2 separate regions of the Homo sapiens genome follow, and region 2 is linked to region 1. The links are chromatin loops, found by intact Hi-C in ENCODE. Cell type or tissue: sigmoid colon. All regions are shown on one strand. Links, peaks and the distances in the headings refer to the core of each region. The heading gives the core; the rest is flanking DNA. Region 1 overlaps LRMDA (leucine rich melanocyte differentiation associated). Region 2 has its middle 240 kb from the start of KCNMA1-AS1.

Region 1 (10,532 bases), core at 1,806-6,805:
TCATTTTCCAAGTGCTGACACCTAGCCGCAGTCTCCTGCATTCATCAAACAGCCTTCTCTCACCAGGATGTCTATAAACATTCTTGCTTCCAGGCCCAAAGAAACAGGGTAGGCCTTAAAAAGGACTTTTATCAATGCCAGCCAGAAAGAAGGCTCGGGAATGTGGCACAGAACACATCCCAGCCCACGTTCCAGGAGCATCCAGCCTGTTTCTAGGGCGGCACTTGCCATTCAAGTTGCATGTAAGTGAGATCTGGAGTCGAAGTTTACCCTGGAGAAAGGGAAGAAAAAAAAAGCAGTTGAATCCGTGAATGTACTGGAGAGTTTACTGGAGAGAGGGCACTCATGGTGGGTGGTGTGTGTGTGTGTGTGTGTGTGTGTGGTGTGTGTGTGTGTTTGCCTTTCATCCTTTTGCTTAAGAGAAAGATTGTGTTCTTTATGACATCCGACAGACCTATCTGTTCCTTTTTATTAAAATTCATGTTATCCTAGTGCCATAGAAATAAATTAGCATCCTTTGGCCCCATGCTTCCACATTCTTCAGGGTTTATTTGAATCAATTATGTTTAAGGAAGCCCTCTGTGGATACCTGGCAGAACTGAGGCACTCCCACCCAGGCCTGTAGTGGATGCTATTCCTGGAGCAGAGCCTGATCAGCCAAGCCCACAGACCAGCAGGATCCTGGCATGGGTGACAATATTAGTACAATGCTGATGGCTACATAATTCAGCACGATAAAGGAAACAGCTCAATGCCAACAACTAAAAGAATAATTTAGGTCCCAAGAAGGGTCTCAGTGAGGTTCCATCCAAGCTCAAAGTTTCCAGGCACCAGACCAATACTGAAAACCAGAAATTGGGGATTAGGGGCCAAGGAGAAAGCATGACCAAGGAGGAGGAATGAGCCACAGTAAACTTACTCATGGGAACATGGCAGGAAGTAAAACTAATGAGAGTGAGCCCAAGGCCAGCTTTGAGGCCGTGGAACAATGTCACCCTCTCTCCATTGCCAACTCTGATAGACTATTTGACCCCAGCAATTTCTAGCTTTGTTCCAAGCCATCCAAACCAGGGAGCATCTGCTCTGTCCTTAAAAGTTTCTAAAAGTCATTTTGATCCTTATGTAAGAATAAGGTTTGAAGTTTTGTAGTGGAGAAACATCTCTTTTACAGTTGCAAAAATATTTACTACTTAGAACTTCTGATGTGAAGAACCTGGTTAATTTCAAGTGCTAATTTATCACAAATTAACCAAAAAAAAAAAAAAAAAAAAAATGGGCTTGTTGGTTTCACACTATCACACTGATGGAAAAAAAAATCATCATGTCCCTAGGTAGCTATTTTCACAGGCAGATTTGTGGCTATTGAATGACTGTCTTATGGACATTTCCTTTCTTTGTTTTTTTCTAGTTGTGTACAGTTCAGAGACTCAAGTCCGATTAGCGCTAAGACAACTCTGTCCAACTGAATTTAAAATAGGTTTTTCTAAAAATAGAAGAAAATAAAAATGCAGGTGGCAAAAACAAAACAGATTTTTCCTTGATAATCCTACAGAGCTTTCATAATAACTATGGAAGTGATTTCTTATGGGCATTTAGAATAAATAATGAGTTGATTAAAAAGTTCAACCCTATTGTAGGGGCATTTTTCATTGTTAAGTCTCCTACAATCTCCTTGAATGAGAGGAGAGCCTTATACGGAGCCACAGAGTTACTTAAAGTAAAACTGAAAATGGAAATCAAATGCATTCTGACCAGAGAAAGAGAGTTCAGGATTCCTGTAAGAAGCCATTTAATGGGAGGCTCTTGTTCCTGTCCATGTGGTGTTTTTTTTTGTTTTTGTTTTTTTGTTTTTTTGAGACGGTGTCTCTCCCTGTCGCCCAGGCTGGAGTGCACTGGCGCGATCTCGGCTCACTGCAAGCTCCACCTCCCGGGTTCACGCCATTCTCCTGCCTCAGCCTCCCGAGTAGCTGGGACTACAGGCACCTGCCACCACGCCCAGCTAATTTTTTTAATATTTTTAGTAGAGACGGAGTTTCATCATGTTAGACAAGATGGTCTCGATCTCCTGACCTTGTGATCCACCTGCCTCGGCCTCCCAAAGTGCTGGGATTACAGGCGTGAGCCACCACGCCCGGCCATTCATATGGTATTTTGTCAACACCACCTCTCTTCCTTAATCATCCCATATGTGCTCAATGCCTGGTGCCTGCCAGAATTTGGAATATTCTCTCTGGAAGTCAACAACATTGCTTCATGATAAAGGGTATCAAAATAGTCACATTCTGGGAAGATTGTTCTACATCTTTTACTTGGGCTGGGTTCATCTTTAAACTCTTAATTTTCCATTCTTTGAAACTCTACTAAGGGAAACTGGCGTGAGGAGAGGCTACATTCTGGGGAGTAATTGGCCAAATTAGAAAAGTACCTAGCATGTGGAAGAGAAGTCATGCAGAAAGTGATATTCCTAGGAGCCTATACTTGTAGTGACATTTTATTTCAATGTCAACTCTGAGGTTGACAGAATCTTCTTGTCTGTGAGGACAAAAAGGGAGAGTTCTTCCCTTCTGGAGCTTCATCCACTTTCTGCTGCCCATTGGATCTATGATTATCTTGCATGTCTGCTTTTCAGCACCTGTGTTTCCCTGCTATGCTAAGTGTGCCACCTGTAATGATGTGTGTCTTTTTATTTGCAGGTGTCCTGGGGAAGTGTCGCTACGTTTACTATGGGAAAAACTCAGAGGGCAACAGGTTTATCCGAGATGACCAGCTCTGAAGCCAACTTCTGTATACCTTCACCCATTTCATGAAAATAAAATCAAAAGGGAAATCAAAAATAAAGAAAACGCTAAAGAAAAAACAATAGCCCACATTGCCTCTCTTTGGGAAAAGCTATGACTTCAGCTTTTGGTACCTTCCGCTGACTTTGCCAGGCCTGTCAAGATGATCCTTCTGCCTTAGACTGAGTGGTCACATAGAGATTGACATGATTGCCCTTAAGCAGGTCTCATCCACCAGGGTGACAGACAGCGGTGGCAAAGCAACAGGGCTGACAGCATGAACACCATGATAGATTGCCTGGTCCTGCCACTGCTCACAGGGGAGCAGAGGTCACACCTGGGGCCTCCCTGGACATGCTCAGTGGCTGCAGTCAAGTGAGAAAGACTGTCCTCAGCTCGCCTATTGAATTGAAATCCCTCTGATACCATCGTGCTGTGGGCTTATTTTTAGTGAAATAGTCACAGTTTAGGGGATGGCCATTCTCCCTCACTCCTTTTAAATCTTAACGTCCTGTATTCTGCATATACATAGCTCCCGTCTCTTCCCCTCCACCTTCCTTTAGCATCGATTTTATGACAGGTGGTGCATTTCAGTTTGCAGTTTTTCGGAGAACAAGGTATAACTTCCCAGCCAGGTCATACATTTATGGCTGGCTTCATGTTGCTACAATCCCTTTATTGGCGTAAATAGCTTTCCCTAAATCCCTGACTACAAAAGCGTGGACTTTTATCTTGTTTCATTCAACTCTAAATCCACTTCTTGCCCTGAATATGATGCAGTGTAAGGCATAAGGCATCTTTCTCAGCATGAGGGTTTGGTTGCACCAGGGACTCTTATTTATTAATTTATTTTTAACCGTACACACTTCCAGTGATGCCTGTGGCCATACTTGTGCGTGGGGCTGGCTTGCTCCTTTGGGTGCTATTTAAAGGGAGTGAGGTGATGAAAGATAGAGTGAAGGGTCAGGAGGTTAAAAAACAAAATTAAGACTGTTGAAAACACCCACCAGACCAAAGAGTTTTTATAGAAGGCACAAACCTTTTGGATTTTGCATCTTTGTCATGACCTCTCAGAAATCAAATCCACAGGTTGTGAGACAGTGCTCTGTCTTCCTGTATGCTTGGCTGTGCACTAGCACTAATGTCACAAGGAACATAAGTGTGATCATTGCTAGTTGGGTGACTCAAAGTTTATCTAACTTGCTGGTGCACCAGTCAAATCACTCTAGAAGATGTTCAAAAGGTTGATTGATTGTTCTTGACACGATAGTGTTTATTTTTCTGCTTCTTCCATTTAGACCAAGTGTTCATTGTCCTCCCAGTATTAGGTCAGTTTGATGACAGCAAAACCTGAAAGAGAATCCCTCCAAGTTATAGATACTGAGGGACTAGGAGCTGCTATTGTAAAACTATGGGGACTCAGAATCCCTAAGCTGCCCAAGGAGAACCTACTTTCTCAGCTCTAGCCCGTTTACATAGCCTCTGGCCCACTGAGTCAACACAGGCCTTGAATGACATGTATTGAGGCTGGCAGGAGTCCCTGTTTGAGATTACACAACCTTTGTTAATCAGTTCTTTAGACAAGTTAACATTAAAATCCTCAAAACCATGAAAAATTGGAGAATGTTGAATGTTTGCATTTATCTCTCAAATCCATTAGTAACTGGATTTGAGTACCTTTTCTCTGTTTGATCTACAAAACAGCACTGGAAAAATGCTTTAAATTATCTGCATTTGGTCCCACCCTGGGTCATTGTTTAGAAGCATCAACACATGTTTTCTCCCTGGCATAATATGGGCAGCCAGAATTCTGTGCAAGGGCAGCTAGACGAGTCAGATGTCATATCCAATCTAGCCACACATATATCCTTGTCTTTATAAAAGGCTTTAACCCTGCCTCAAACAATAAAAAAGCACTTGTGAACTGACCACAGAATTTTTCCATCTTTATTTTTCTTACTTGTTTACTTTTTTTAATGTCAGAACCATTTGTATCATGCGCAGGAATGTCTCCCTCAATGTGAGCTTTGGAGGCAAAACATATTTTTGGAGTGAGTTATTGACCACATTGTTTCCCTCTCTTTGGGTTGTTTATTTTCTTCCAGAATGGTGTAATAACTTTAATTAAGATTAGCTTTAATTATAAATTACCTAAAGGCCATCACTAAGGTATATTCATCTTATTGATAGAATTATAGTCAGCTTTGTTTCTCTTAAGCAGGGATAGTGATAATGAAGTGCTGGGTTGGTTACAGTTCCACTGTGTGTTAACCAAAATTTGCTGTGCTAGAGCTAGACTTTGGTCTGAATTGGCAGAGGTAGAACCCATGTTGCATGTTTATCCTAAATCTGTAGGAATTTCCCAAACCTTGTTTTTCAAAGTTGAGAAGTAGAAAGTAATAAATTCAATCAGGGCCCAGACATGTTTTGTACCCCCTTTACCCTTTGGTCTTTCTTCCTTTTATCCTATTCCACTGAGCTTGTTCTTTGGGGATTGTGGTGCCTGACATCACTGTCTTTCCTCCCCTAGGACACTGACTTGAGTGGAGAGACCTCGGCAATTCAAGGCTGTCCTGCAGCTCTCTGTTGCCTCAGCAATGTCAGGACGACTGTCTCTTTCCTAAGTAACATAATTTTAAAGAACAATTTGTTCCTCAGGGAATAATGTCTTGGATTGTGGGGAATCCTATTAAAAGTACAACTATTGCAGTCATTTGCTTTTACTTTTACCAGCCTCACTCATAAACCCTCCATCTGTTTGTTGCTTTAAATAGAAGCACATTATAAGAGATTATCACTTGATCAGGCTGCATGTCTGAGTGTTGTGTGTTTTCACATACTCATGTATACTAAGGAATAAAAGAAAGCAAACCACAGATTCTGGATGAAAGGATTTTTCATTTGTTTGTGTGTGTGTGTGTGTGTGTGTGCATGTGTGTGTTTCCAGCGGAGATGTATCTTGTACATTTTCAAGGGAAAAATGTCTTTCTTGCTGTTTTCAAGAAATAACCTGGCTGTCTTTCTTCTTTTCTTTGTTAACATGCAGACCAAAAACAATCCACAGGACCCTTTTCATCAAAACAATAATGGTGTTTAGTACTTGCTACTTGCAAGGGCAGCCTAAATCAGGTCTGTGTGGCTGCAACACAGGTAATGCCCAGCGTGGACACAATAGTACCCATTGAGACTCTTCCCTGCTGTCCATCATTGTAGCTGATCCAATGTGACCTTTGACCACTTGCTTCTTCCGGTTCTGTTTCCAGGAAGAAACCTTCACTGAAGAAGGGCGCTACCATTACTCGATTCTCTCTAAGTTGTTCAAATACCATGCAGGAAACTGACTGTTATGAGTAAGACCTGGAAAGGAAAATGACACCAGAGAAGCACAAAGAATGTTGATTACCTGTTTATATGACAACTGGACCATCGGCTTGTGGTACAGTGTTGTGTATTACTTCTTCTAATGCATCAGCAACCCCTCAAATGACCCAAAGAACATTGAAAGCCACAACCACTGTTCAAAATATTGTCTTCCTACAAGTCTACCTGAAATTTCCCAGCATTGGGAGTTCCCATCCTTTGGGTAATTATAATGCTAAGTGTTAATTTGTCACTTTGTGGTTGGGATAGGTCATAAATTGTGTTATTTGTGCATATTATCATATAAGCACATGCTAATTCTTCTAGAGTATCTTGGAATGTGGCCCAGAGAACAACCAACCTGGGACAAGGGAATTTTGCTAAGAAACAGTAGGGGAAATTCTAAGTATGGAATGTGTATGGGGGAGAGTTGCTATAGTAGGAATGATATAAATGGCAATAAATGGGATTATGCCAAGAGACAGAATGCAGCAGAATTAAAATGTGGCATCTTCATGGATAGGAGTAAGTTGAGAAGGAAAGGGAAAAGATAGTTTTCTGCCAGTTAAAAGGTTTGCTGATATTCAGCACTACAGTGATGTTTAGGGATATTTTATCCTCAAAATTGAGTCATCTTTCATGTAAATGAGTGTCCACCAATTTAATGTTTTACAAGATTTTCTGCCCAACACAATGAAACAGTGTGGAAAAGATGGTTCATGGAGCACTGTGGGAACAAATGATCGTGGTGGCTGCATATGGACAGAGATGACTGTGGCTGGTACCTAATATTCTACAAACTCAGCATCCTAAGGCAAGTGCCTCAGCTCTGGAGTGGCTAAAAAATACAAGGTAAACTTATGATCTGGGCAGTCATATGAAAGAGAAAATAGTTCTGTGGTCATGGGAAGTCTTCGTATATTCATCAAGTTCAGAGGTAGATGGACACCTTGACAAGATAACATAAAAAAAACAAAAATATTTAAAGAAAAAGACGAGTGCCTGTATATGGGGCAGAAGATGCTGGCAATAGGATTTAACTGTTATTGGCATGCAGGCAGCGAATGAGAACTTAGCTCATAGGAAGTGTGAATAACATCTTAGTTCAAGTGGATTACCTGGATTAACATGCAGAATATTCTAGAAATAATGTTTATATTTTGTCACATCAATTACTTTAAGTCAACTTTTCCTTCTTTGTATTGGAATAGTTCTCTCAATGTTATAAATAGGAATGAATTTTAAAACTCTGGGATAATTTCCTTTAGACAGGAACTTTCCAATTTAGGTGTTTGTGATGAGAGGGAAAAAGTCCTGCCAGTGGGCTTAAGCACAATATTTAGGCTATTCTAGTTACAGAGTATCAAAGTAGGTAAGAACTAATGTATATTATTTATTTACAAAGGCTAAATTTAATAAATCATAGTCTAAATCATAATAATTAAGTGCTACTATAAAAGAAATTTCCCTTGAAGCGAGATAGAAATAAAATTTAACACCCAGGTAGAGTATGGTGTTTTAATTTTTATGTTATTACTATTTAAAGTAATCTTTTATGAAAAAATGTACTCTGACTTCCACCCCACATTCAGTTTTTCAGGCTGTGCTTATGATAGAAACAGCGTTTGGGGGCAAAATATAACTTAATTAGAATAATAACAATGACAGCTACGAAGTCTTCTAAAATTTTTAACTAATTACTTGGGTTATTAGACAAAGAGAGAGAGAGAGAGAGAATGTGTATGAGAGAGTTTAGGATCTGAGTAGAGAATTCCTATTACTGACATACGTTTTCTAAGTTTTGCATGGACTCCAAAATAGGTCAGTAATTATCCCATTACCATGTTACATAGAAAAATGCATCTATTTCATACCTGATTAATTAATATCTACTTTGTGTCCTCCTTTCCTATGAATTGCTGATCTACATTTTATGACATCAGTCATAAAGTGCTCAGGCTGTGGTGTGACAGTGTCATGATGTTTTTGTTTTTACCCTTCTTGGCCTTTTAAACACAGGATCATTGTTCAGAGGGTCACTTAGAGCAATTTTGTTTTAATTAAGAGAGATCTTTGATGCTCAAAGAAAAACAGATTACATGAGTTATCTCCAAAAGTTACTGTATGAAACCAGGTTTCATTTATAGACTGTCCATATTCCCCTATATTTTTACATTCATACACAATAGCCATATTTCCTTATTTACATAGAAAGGTTGTCTTCCCCAAAATAACTCTGTTTTCTACAGGGCTATAGCACAACATTCATATTCTGTAGCCACATTGGCTACATTCTCAAACACAATAAATGTCCAAATGCCTCCAGTTAGAACACTTACCTCCCCTCCTCTTTTAAAAAACTTCATTTGGTGTGCTCACTCAGAATGATCCATTTTCAGAGGATCACAATAGAGTATAAAAATATTGGGACTTAATGGTCAACACATTCCTTGAAGGTCTAGAATAAATGATGATAATGAAGGTTACTATCACCAGAAAAGGGTCATATTTCGGTGTAGATATTTTGTTAAGTTAGGTTTAACCATTGCTTGGAAAATTACATTTAGCTGAAAAAATTAGGATCGCAACTCTAATTTATTAGATAAATCTTGCAGATTTATACTTATAAACATTTGTGTATATAATATAGATATAGGGTATTGGTTTATCAAATATTAAAATGGAATTTACAATTCCATTTTGGCTAGTTTGGCCTATGGACCACTTTAGTGGACAATATTATGGGCTTCTTTGCTCTAGTTCATTCATGATACACAAATGCACACACTCATAAACACATAAATAATGGTTACTATAATTATTTTGCAATATCATCATTAAAACAAGCACTAAAACTGTCATTTTACTAAAATGTGTTGGTCAAGAAACAACTAGTTGTAGAAGTATGTGCTACTGGAAGCATCTGTTTACTTCATGCAGATCAGTAATATAAATAGATGAAATACTCTTAAGAATACAAATTGGCTATAAATATTTAAAAACTCTAACATTTGCCATTACTTCTGATTTGCTCCCACCACACTGTTGGGTCACTTCTTTAGAAATATTTTCCAAGTAATTCTTGGTTTATATGGTTTACATGGCCCTCTTAGGTTTTGAAGCTTTTTAAAAAACAATGCTAATTTGTATCTGTAAGGATGCGTATCCATGCACTCATTTCACAAATATTCATTGGGTACCCTTAGTATGCTAGAAAGTTACAAATACAAGGGGATAATAAGAGGATGTCCTGCTTTTTGACAAATTTCTGTCTGGAGTAGACTAATATATATACAAAAATTATTATATGCTGGGATAGATATTAAGTTAGAAATTGCACTAAAGAACTACATGAATTAAGGCGCTAGAAATGATGGTGGGAAGTTAATTCCAAATGTAGCCATAATCCAACCATATCTGCAGTTAGCATCTTGACCCGAGACACCAACATTTCTTAACCTGGATTATTGATTACGTCCACCTCCCTACCAAGTCTCCTGATTGTACTCTTAACTTTGTACAGCCTATTCTTTGCAGGAAAGCCAGTGTGATCCCCTAAAAATGCTCAGTCACATCCTGTGGTTCTACTACCCATTTCCCATCAGCGGTTTCCCATCTCACTTGGAGTAAAAGTTAGAGTCCTTTCAAGACCCTTTATGGCCCTACATAATTGGTTTTAGAGAAATCAGGGAATCAGTGACCCAATAGCTGTGAGAGTGAAACAGAAATAAATGCCCACACCACCCCTCACTGCTCTCCACTCCAGTCACACTGGACTACAAGGAGCACATTGTGGCTCTAGGACTTTGCCCTTGCTGTTCCCTCTGACTGTAATGTTCTTCCCCTAGACAACCCCATGAAGTGCCACTTCAATTCATTCAGATTTTTGCTCAAACGCAACCTCACTAGAGAGGCCTTCTTGGACCACCCACCCACTTATCACACTCTACTTACTTTGCTTTGTTTTTCTCTGTTGCACTTACCACTGCTTCACATATTAGATATTTATTTGCTTTTTCATTTATTATTCAAACAAAGGGGTGCCTTGAGGGTGCCTTGACATATAGCAGGCCCTCAATAAATAATCATTTTATGAATGAATGAAAGAATGGTTCTAATTCACAGAGGTCTATTAGGCTGTGTTTACAAACATATTGTTGCATATTGAGCAAGATGAGTCTCTTTTATCAAATGAGTTTTCAATGGAAAGTTTTCTGCTCCTTTCTTTAACCTAAATCAGGCAAACAAATACTTCATTCCATTCCAGAACAATGTACAATGAGGAAGCGTGAGACAATGAAAATGGGTTAAGATTGAAACAGGAAAGAAAATGAATGTCAAGAAGTAGAATGACTAGATGATATGCAACATGACATTGGATGGATTTGAAATGCA
Region 2 (10,532 bases), core at 2,773-7,772, 85 kb after region 1:
GTCTATTAGCTATGAAGTTTGGCTAAACTACGAAGTTTGGCTAAACTACGAAGTTTGGCTACATTCAAGAATGACTTGAATGTAGGAGCACATTCCCCAACCCTAGAAAATTTAACATCTAGAATTAATGAGTGAATGAATGACCACTGGGCAGTCTTCCATTCTTTATGGATTTGATCTAGTTCAACTGCAGCATTCCCGGTGAGGGAAAATTTTTCTTATTTCAAATAAAATATTGTGTCCAGGTAGAGTGGCTTACACCTGTAATCCCAGCACTTTGGGAGGCCAATGCAGAAGCCTCTCTTGAGTCCAGGAGTTTGAGACCAGCCTTCACAACATAGTGATGTCCCATCTCTACAAAAAAGATGAAAGCTAGCCAGGGCTGGTGGCAAGTACCTGTAGTCCCAGCTACTTCAGAGGCTGAGGTGGGAGGATTGCTTGAGCCCAGGAGTTCCAGACAAGGCTGAGCAACATAATGAGACATCATCTCTACAAGAAAATAAAAAATCAGGTGGGCTTAGTGCCATGCAGCTGTAGTTCCAGCTACTTGGGAGGCTAAGGCAGGAGGATCACTTGAGCCAGGGAGGTCAAGTTTGTAAGTGAGCTATGATCATGCCACTGCACTCCAACCTGGGTGACAGAGAGAGATCCTGTCTCTTATTTAAAAAAGTATGTGTGTGTGTGTGTATATATATATATATATATATGTATGTGTGTGTATATATATACACACATATATATATACATATATACACATATATACATATATACGTACATATATACATATATATACATATATACATATATACGTATATATACATATATACATATATATGTATATATACATATATACATACATACATATATACATACATATGTACATATATACATATATACGTATATATGTGTATATATAACATAAATATCTGTTATTATATATTTTTATTTATATATTTCATAATATATAAATATATATTATAATTATATATAACATATTATAAAATATAATTTTAGCCTTCTCCTCTACGCTGATGTAAATCTCTGGATTCATTTCCAGTATTTGCTTTCTTTGAAGAAAACTGCCTTATGTTTAGTTTCTGGTTAAGATATTTCCACTGCTTGTTAAGCCACCTTCCCTGACGCTTGCCTAATATAGACTATTCTCTTAATGTACAACATGTGGGAAAGAGGGGTCATGCTGCTTCCAGGAGATGTGCATGTGGTTCTGGAGTATTAAACTCTCTGCTCAGCAGATATCAAAGGCAGTAATTTAAGGAACAAAACACCTACTTTCTTCCGCAGTCATAAAGAGTTGAAGTAGGCCCAGTCACTTAAATCCAAGTTGATGAACTTAGACATCACATGTGTTACCTGTAAGGTGGGAAGTCCAGCTGGTAATGGCCTGTGTCAACAACAAGGAAGGGAGGGGATGGATCGGGGGAGTGACTGGGAAGACTCCTTGGAAAATATCAGTTGATCATGGAGTTCTAAAACTATGACTGATGCAATTCTAAAGGCCTAAAGAAATTTCTCTGGGTTTGAAAGTAAGTGATAGCTGGTGACAGGGGACATTAGTGACCTCTTTGGAGAACTTTAGGGAAAGAGCATAGTTTAGGAATAGAAAACAAAAAGTCCAACTCTTAAACATTCTGACCTTTGTTTCTGACCCCAGAGTTGCAACATGTTTCGGGCATCCAGCAGGCTTTCTGTTCTTGCAAAGCCCATTTTTCTCCTCCAACAAACATCATTTCTTTTGCCGCTGGCAGATCAAGTCCCTCCTCAAACATGAAGATTGGCCAGCTGCTCTCAGCAATCTCTTTGCCATTTATTCACAAAACTTACAAAACTGGTGCACATTTGGTGAAGACACCAGTCCCTGTGCTAGGCACATTACATTTGTCATCTCAATGGACCCTCTCAGCAGCCTCAAGACCTGGTACCTTATTGTTGTTTTAATAAGAAAACTTGGGCTTAAGTAGGTTAAGTCAACTTGTACAGTGGATCTGGGATTCAAACTCATGCACACTAAATCTTGGCCTGTGACTTAAACACATTTCACTGTGATACTGCATTACCTCTACACTAATAATTAGAACTGGCTCTTTAGAAATTAATTACCCACTCATTGCTTTTAACATAGTTTTTATTTTCTACATCACTGTAATGCTAGTTAAATCTCTTCTGCTAACCTGGCTCCAAGCTTCTAATTAGAAGGCTCATGTCTCTTCCTTCTTCACCATCTCCCTTCCCTGGCATCCCCGGCCTGCAACCACATTACAATGACGCTAGCATAGTGGGTCCTTCCAAGTCCATTCTTCCTTTGGAGCCCTGTCTAATTGCTCATCTAAAACAAATTTCCTTCAGAATTGCACTTCTGTCTGCATCCTTCTCTCCGCCGAGCCGCAAGGAGCCCAGGAGGCAATGCGAAGCAATTATTCCCTGTGTATATACAGACACTCAGTGCAGCTGGGCTGCAAATCCAGTTTATTATCTTAAGAAGAGGATCTGGTTTAGCCTAAGTTTACATCTCATCTGCCTCCCATTCATTAGATGGGCTCCAGGGCTCGGCTTACATTGCATAAACTCAGCTGGTATGTATACAATGCCAGCAATATGGAGGAGGCTAACATGTGTTGAATACATCTACTGTGTCTTAGGTCTCTGAAGGTCACTCACTAAAGTAATAGATGGTGCTAGTGTTAGTGGCTGAAGGTCAAGTCATCTTGCTTTTCATAATGCATAAACCTGAAACTCACTCAGACACCAATCATATGACCTAAACCTTGGAACAAATATTTTACTAAGTAAATCAGTGAGCATGCTGGCATTTCTATTAACCTTCAATGCACTGCTGACAGAAAATGAATAATGATAAATAATAACTCAAGCCTGTAAATCATGCTTAGCATCAGAAGCAAAAAAAAAAAAAAAAAAAAAAGCTTGTGTGTGATACCATCTGTTAGGGGGAGAACAGCAGGGACTTGAGGGGAGAGGTGAGAGAAGGGAGAGTGAATGCTGTTGGCTGGGGTAAGCACTTTTGGATTCAATAAACTGACCAAGAAAGGGTAAGTCACTTCTGGACAGGATTGATGGTGTGAGGAAAATCCCTTTTCCTCCTGTCTTCTGTTTGATGGGCATTAGCTTCTGACTTTCATCTTCCTCTCTTGCATGTTTCCTCTTTTTCCTCATCTTCTGCCCCATTAAATCTGTTTCCACTCTATCCACTGGGTTTCTGGGTCATTTGGAAAGGAGTCCCCTAACTAAGCCAAACCCTCTTGGGGGCATTCTTCTCCTCTCCCCACCTCCTACTTGAAGCATTTGGTTCTTATTCCCCCAGTGATGGAGGTAGGAGCTGGATCACTGCCCTGGAGTTGCCACCCTTCCTCAAAAACACCTCTGCAAGGACCCAGGCAGAGGGACCTCCAGCACATTCTAGAATAATGCATTTGGATTCCAAACAGGATAACAAAACAGAAATGACTCCCGGGTGTATAAGGTGTGAGGGATAGTGAAGTCTTGAAGCGAAGTTTCCCCTTAGAAGGAAACTCTCAGTGCCCTTGGGTGGGGGAAGTTCTAGAAGTTGATGCTTGACATTTAGGAGTATCTCCTTCTGGGGTGGGAGCCTGCATTTCCATTTTTATTCATCTCGTTCCTCATCCCTTCATTGGGGCCAAGTTGGCATTGCCTTCAGATGCATTCTAATCAAGAAACAGACAAATATATGTTTTATGATCAAATTTCTTGGAATAAAAATTCATCTATATGATTTTTTTGTTGTTGATTCTATGAGCCTGCCAAGTGTCAGGGCAGCCCTGGTCTAGATTCATTGGAAAGTCTGACTGGAGGTCACACTGACCCTTTCTCTTTTCCAGACGACCCAGACAGCAGGCTGCTCAAGGGGAAGCCAGGGCTGTCAACCAGGCTTTCCATCTCAGAACCCTGTATCTGTTTCTCCACAAGAAGTGGGGACCAGCCATCCCTGTAAAGGTGCCAGCTCACTGGCTGAAGGGAATATTATTGATTATAATGTGGAGCCCTAAGGGCTCTGTCCATGCAGGCTATTTTGTGAGTTAAATTATTCTTCTGCTTGGGAATGATGCAACCAAAGAGAGAATGCGTTTCTTTTGTGGTCTGTGACATGAACCTTCTTTGAATGCCAGTACTTCAAAGTCATTCTGCCCTCTTCAAGATCAGAGTGATGTTGATAAACCAGACAGTGGAATGAAAGAAAAGTAGTTGGAGAAGCTCAAAGAAAATTTGGCTTTTGCCTTTTCTTTATTTGCTGTTGGATCCATTTCCCCATTTGGATTTGGGGCCTCAGAAAAGAATTAGTAAGAAAATGAAGCTGAAGAGCCCTGAGTTTACAGTGGGAAGCTTATTGCAAGGCCACTCCTAAGCTGAGTAACCCTGGGCAAATTGAATCTCCCTCTTGACCTCAGTTTCCCCTTTCATAAAGTTGTCTGACATTGTGACTATGTGTGGTGGACTTCCTCCCCATTGGCTTTCCCCCATCCCTCTCTCCCTATTTCTTTACCTTCCCCACTTTTTTAATTAGAGGGGAAAGTAGATGAAAAAATAAAATGAAAGGAAAAGCAGAAAATTAGCATTTTCTCAGCTGCACATTTCAGTTATTAATATTGCAATTTGAGGTAATGAAATTCACAAAATGCAAAAGGTTTAAGGTTTGCCTGGTGGGGTGAACTCAGCCACATGGTATATGGCTTGAATTTCAAGGTGAGGTTCATTATGCAGAATGCACAATGTGGGCAAGCTAACAACATCATAAACCCTTCACTTTTGCATTTCTTGACTTTAATGTTGCATTACTGTAGGTTTTAGGTTTTAATATGCTGTATAAATACAGAATACATATTTGTAAGTATAGGCACTGTGAAAGGGAGGATTTTTCTGTTTTAAATCTTGGGCTTTGAAAGCCCAGCTCTGTTTGCTTTTGGTTGACTTTGTTAGAAAGCAGGTGGGAGAAAGTAGGGCAGGGTGAGTTACCTAGGAACAATCCTCATTTATGCCCAGATCCATTATGAAAGGCAGAGGCTTGCTTTTTGCCCTCACAGCAGTTTACAGAGGATTTAGTAATGCAGACCAAAGGCTCCTGGGAGGGGAAGCATCAGGATAAAGGAAAGATTTAGTTTGGCTCATCCCTGGCACCTGCCCAGGTCGGCCCTGCCCCGGCGCCTCAGCACAGCCCTTCCTCTGCCTCTGGTGATCAGTGCCAGTCCTCTCGCTTGTTTTCTTTCAGATTCATGATGCTGCACACACTGAGCAGTGGTGAAAATCTCTTGGCAACAGAAAAGATGTGAGTGGCTGTACAGTGTGTCTGTAGCAGAGAACATAGCAAGTTTCCTTCTTCTAATAGGGATGGTCAGTGAACTATTAGATGCTCTCTTGAGGGAAAATGTTGAGTCCTCATTGCCAAGAACTTTTCAGGCCCCCAGCCTGCCTGGCCTGTTTTCCTCAATCATCAGAGGCAGCAAAGGGCTTGCTTTTTCCTCCCTTTGGAGTCATCATTTTTCAGCCTCTGTACTCACAGTTGTTGGATGGGAGGCCCTTTGTCCATTTGCTAGGTTCCTGATGGTCTTCCCATTGGGCATAGATTGAGGACTGGGTGGAAAGGGCTTGATATTGTAGTGAGACTAATATTATTGAAGAGGCAGGCTTGGGCAGAAAGGTAAAACCTGCCTTCTAGAATTCAAAGAGAAGATGCTGTACACCCCAGGATTTCATCCCTGAGCTTTCATGCAGGGCTTACAACTTGCACTCAGCACTGCTCTAACCCTCACCATGCCCCAATAGAGTGCATCTCTGCTTCTCAGAATAATGAATGCTCAGAGCCCAGACGGGCCCTCAAGGTAACCCAACTCTTCTCAGTTTATTCCCCAATTAAACCGCCATAAAGACGCATACCTCTCTTAAGGGACTTGGCACTGTCTATCTTGCCTTGGAAGTAGTCATATAATCTCCTATCTCCTCTACTTTCCTTGCAGGGAAGATTCTATCGCGTTATAGTTCATCCACTCAGCATTTATCAAGGACCTACTATGTGCTAGACTCTACAAATCTATAACATCCATTTAATAATGCACATGACAATGGTCCCTGACCTCCAGGAGCTCAATCATTGGGATGAGTGCCATGATAAACAACCATATGCACAGGGAAGGAGGATTTCTTTCTGCCTCAGGGAGCAGAAACCTTCATGCATGAAACATCCAGGGAATGTCAAATAGTTTGGTATAACTGTCACATAGGACAAAAAAGTGATTGCAGTTGAGGCCAGGAGGACAAGGAAATCTTTACCTCCTTAACCAGGATTGCAGATTGGCATCTGGTGATCTCAGGACTGGATGTAAAGGCCCAAGAAGATTCACATCTGAGGAAAGTCTTCCTGAGACCAAACTCGGACCTCCTAGTGTCTTGCGCCATCCCCAGGACATGCAAACTACAGTTAGAATCACTTCGGTCTGTTGTGGTCTACATGCTGGGTTTTGAAAAGCACACATATTCTCCCCTTTCCTGGTACCTTTCTGAGTTTATCTTAAAACTCAACATCTCCCCCTTTAGTGTCGTTCACATGGATTCAGCCATGGTGTCCTAAAGGCATGTTAAGTTCCCAATATTTTACTTGGTAAAGGCAGTGTGGTCTGATGTTAATTGCCATGAAAACTTAAGACAACTTCAGGGTGACTGCCACCACTACAAACCTACCAGATGACACATAAGCATGTATCTTGGGGCATCTGGGGAAACTAGAAGATACTAAGTTCCTGAAAGGATGAAAGAAGCTCTCTTGAAGGAGGCATAAATGTGGTTCTGGAAGCAAAGACTGCTATCTTTTCTGGCCTAATACATCTTAAGTTTCCTCAGAACCCTTCTTCTCCAAAACTGTACTTGGGACCATCATTAAACCACCCTGGGAGACTGTTTGTGTGAGTATGTACACTAATAGGAAGGAAATTACACTCTCAATGCTGGCATACAGAGGAGTTAGCTGACACATTAGCATCCTGATCTGACATGGCTGTCAGAAAAATTATCCGTGACCCAGAAGGGGCCACACTAAAGGTGATTTATCCTCTTACTTGGCTTAGCCTGAGCTCTCCCCAGAGAAGGCCATGCCAATTAAGCAAAAAATAAGGCAAATTGCTTGTGTTGTGGTGCCTGGTGTTGACTGTTCCCCCAGAGAGACCTACAAATTAATTTTCTCATCGTAGCCTAGCTCTACAACCGGTTCCAAAATGGAAAACTCAGCAGCTTATTTCCTTAATCTCTTATTCTTTTTTTCATTCACTTCTTTCCCCAAACAAAATTAAATCATTTAACAGTGATTTTAATAAGCACTAAACAGTGTAATGAACCAGATAATGAAGAAGAACTCATATAATTTTCTTTATCTATTTAGTACTTAATTTATTTTGTATTTTTCCTTTGCATGCCCCTGCCTGAGAGTTTTTCCAGCGTTAGGATTTTAGATAAATATTTCACTTAGTTTCGTTGAAACCTGGTAAACATCCTAATTTGAAAGCTGGGTGATATCCCATCCAGACCACCAGTGACACAGTTTCAAAACTCATGACCAGGACACAATGCCCCCTTCTAGGACTGGCTGTCACTCAGGTTCCAATGAATTCTCTTAAGCCTCAAGCCAATGGGGCCTTCCTCAAGCCAATGCGGCTAAGGAAGCCATGCTGGTTTACACTTGGAGTCTGGACTATGGCTGGAGTGGAAAGTGTGGCCCATGTTGGACTGGACTCCTCCTGCCTGTGGTTATAATACTGGGTGATAGGGCTCAGACTAGGTTGTGGCAGAAGCAATGGGATCTCAAGCACAAAGTTCAGGCACTCTTGGCTCCAAAGGGTTCCTCCATGTGCCGTCAAATTATTTGCCATTCTCATAAGATGCTCGTAACTGTTCCATGACCTGTGACACATGTATATTGGGTAAATACTTTAGCCAGGTATTTCTTCTTAAATTCCTTCAGTGACTCCCATAGCAGCGATCCAGATGATAGAACAAGCACAGCAGACAGATAAGTGGGAGAATTCCATGCTAATAAACACCTTGCCCACATTCCTCATAGCCCATGGAGTGAGGTAGACTAGTCAGCCTGGGAAATTTAGACAGGATGAGCACTAAAGAATATATACAACGCCATCTTATTTTTTTCAAGTATGTAGTATCTCTGTTTCACTAAAAAGAAAATACAAGTCTAAATTTTAAACCAATCGCCAGGTTTAAAAAACAGAAGTGAAGGAAGGAAGGAAAGAAGAAGAGAAGGAAGAGAGGGAAGATAATTAACTTATTTAGTTATATACCAGGACTTTTTTTTTTCAAGGAAAAATGAGTCTATTACATAGCAGCATTCCTATTTGGAATGTCCTTGAGATGAGGATCCAGACCGAGTCTCCTGAAAACTGTGCAATGCACAGTATGAGCAACAGCAATTTGTTCCTCAGAGAGGCAATGTAGGGATGTGTGTGAGAGGAGAAACATAGAATCTACGCAAGAGGAGGACCCTGAGCTCCCAGACCCTAAGAAGAAGTGTGGACTGGCTTGCAGAGAAATAAAGCTCACCTCTCTCCAAGGTCCTTCATGGAAGCCTTGGGTGGAACAGAATGAGTCTGTAGGATCTGGCTGGGAATCCTGGCTTGTACATTTCTGGCTAGGAATCCTGGCTCTGCCCTTACTGGCATGGTCATTTCGCAGAGCCTCAGTCTCCTCATCTGTGCAATAAGCATGATAAAAATTAGTACCTACCACACAGGATTGTTAGAGGATTACTTGACATTGAACCTGTAGCCCAAGCTCATAAATGCTGGGAGTCCTCAAAACCAATGTGGATGTTGGGTGCTTTCTGGGACTCTGAGCCTGTCCTTCTAACCCAACCCCCTTGCTTTTATAAAGCTCACCTCTTCCACTGCAAATTCCTGATATCCTCAGGTCTGTGCTAACGAAGGGTTTTCTTGAGCAGGGATTGATTAAAATGTAGTAGCATACCCACATTTTGCATCACTGCGTGTGTGACTAATAGCCATGGAATTCATGCCACAGATAAATAATTGGCCCTTCAGCCATCCTCCATGTCTTCAGAGACATACAACCATGATCTATCATAGCTGTAGACATCTCAATGAGCATCATCTCTAGATCATAATAGATCATGTTACATTTGTATATGTTCAGGAACATAATTTACTATTAAATGGGGCCAAGATCAGCACCAAAGAAATTATCCTTCCATGGAAGAGGACTCTTTGGCTGCATTATATGCACACTGTGGTTTTAAAAATATTAATTATATTGTAAACTAAAGGTTTACTTTATGTATCATAAATCTAGATGTCTCTTCTTGCTGTGTGCCCAATAAATATACTTCTCATCAACTTTTAATTATGCTGTTTGCATTATTCTGTCCTGAGGATGAGAGTACGTGCTAAATCATGGCCTTCTAATGTGGACTACAGCATAAGTTTAGTTAATTAAACCATATATTTTATTAGTTCTTGCACCTCCATCTTGTAAAACTATGCATTATTATTATGTTGAAGTGGGAGGGGTCACAAAATAACATAGCAGGGGTGTTTTTATTGTTATTATTATCATTATTTATTCTGGAGATTCAAGTAATTTAGGAAAAGTTAAGTTGCTTTATCTCTGCATGTTTCTGCTGCCCTTTGGACTCTGGGCACATTCTCTGTCTGAAGGTAGAGAAGGTGTGGACATATTGTCAAAAAACCAGGTCACAGTTTTGAGACCAGCTCCAGAGCTGATAGGAGAAACTCAAGAATAAGAGCAGCTCCCCCACATACACACCCACTTAGCTGTTTTCTTCCTTGACTTTGCGCCTTTCGGCAAGTGGCCTCTGGCATTTAAGACTATTCCTCTGCTCTTTAATTCATGCACAAAATAATAGGAAGTTTGAAATAGAATAATGGTTGTTTCAAGTTTTAAAGAAGTTGGACATGGTTTCTAGAATGGAAGTCTGAGCCATCCCCTAAGGCAGGCAGCTTGAGAAGGGGCTGGGGCAATGGAGAGGTTCAAGGCCTTGTTGGGCAGCACTGCAGGTGTGACCCACATTGCAGGCCACACCATGTTGGCAATTGAAATCTTGGGAGTCAAAGGAAATTGGATTGAAATCTTCCTCTGGCACTTACTAGCCATAACTGCAGAACAGATATGCAGTGATACTAGCCTTGGTTTTCTCATCTAAAAGTGGTGATACGGTTTGGGTCTGTGTCCCAGCCCAAACCTTATGTCAAATTGTAATCCCCAATGTTGGTGGTGGGGCCTGGTGGGAGGCGACTGGATCATGGGGGTGGATTTCCCCTTCCGTGCTGCTCTTATGATTGTGAGTGAGTGCTTGTGAGATCTGGTTGTTTAAAATTATGTAGCACCTCCCCTCTCTCTCTCTTCTTTTTGCTCTGGCCATGTGAAGATATGTCTGCTTCCCCTTCACCTTTGCCATAACTGTAGGTTTCCTGAGGCCTCCCCAGCCATGCTTCCTGTACAGCCTGTGG

Evidence for each region. Peaks named below come from ENCODE experiments on the same cell type or tissue, not always from the same donor. Only the 100,000 strongest peaks of a DNase experiment are listed, where the experiment ranks them.
Region 2: it touches region 1 in a loop (2.2-fold over the local background); 2 of 110 quality-filtered maps call a loop at or near these places.

Annotation. Positions count from the first base shown.
Region 1 is chr10:76,554,516-76,565,047 of GRCh38, forward strand. LRMDA (leucine rich melanocyte differentiation associated) reads left to right here. Exons shown (of 7, transcript NM_001305581.2): 7 at 2,694-5,653. The coding sequence ends at 2,773. Among named protein-coding and RNA genes, the nearest start is that of KCNMA1-AS1, 330 kb to the right of the region's middle. In sigmoid colon, for the core only: no CTCF peak of the experiment used is centred there; DNase peaks (open chromatin) are centred at 4,286, 4,594 and 5,343; H3K27ac peaks cover 159 bases.
Region 2 is chr10:76,638,434-76,648,965 of GRCh38, forward strand. No RefSeq gene overlaps it. Among named protein-coding and RNA genes, the nearest start is that of KCNMA1-AS1, 240 kb to the right of the region's middle. In sigmoid colon, for the core only: no CTCF peak of the experiment used is centred there; a DNase peak (open chromatin) is centred at 5,188.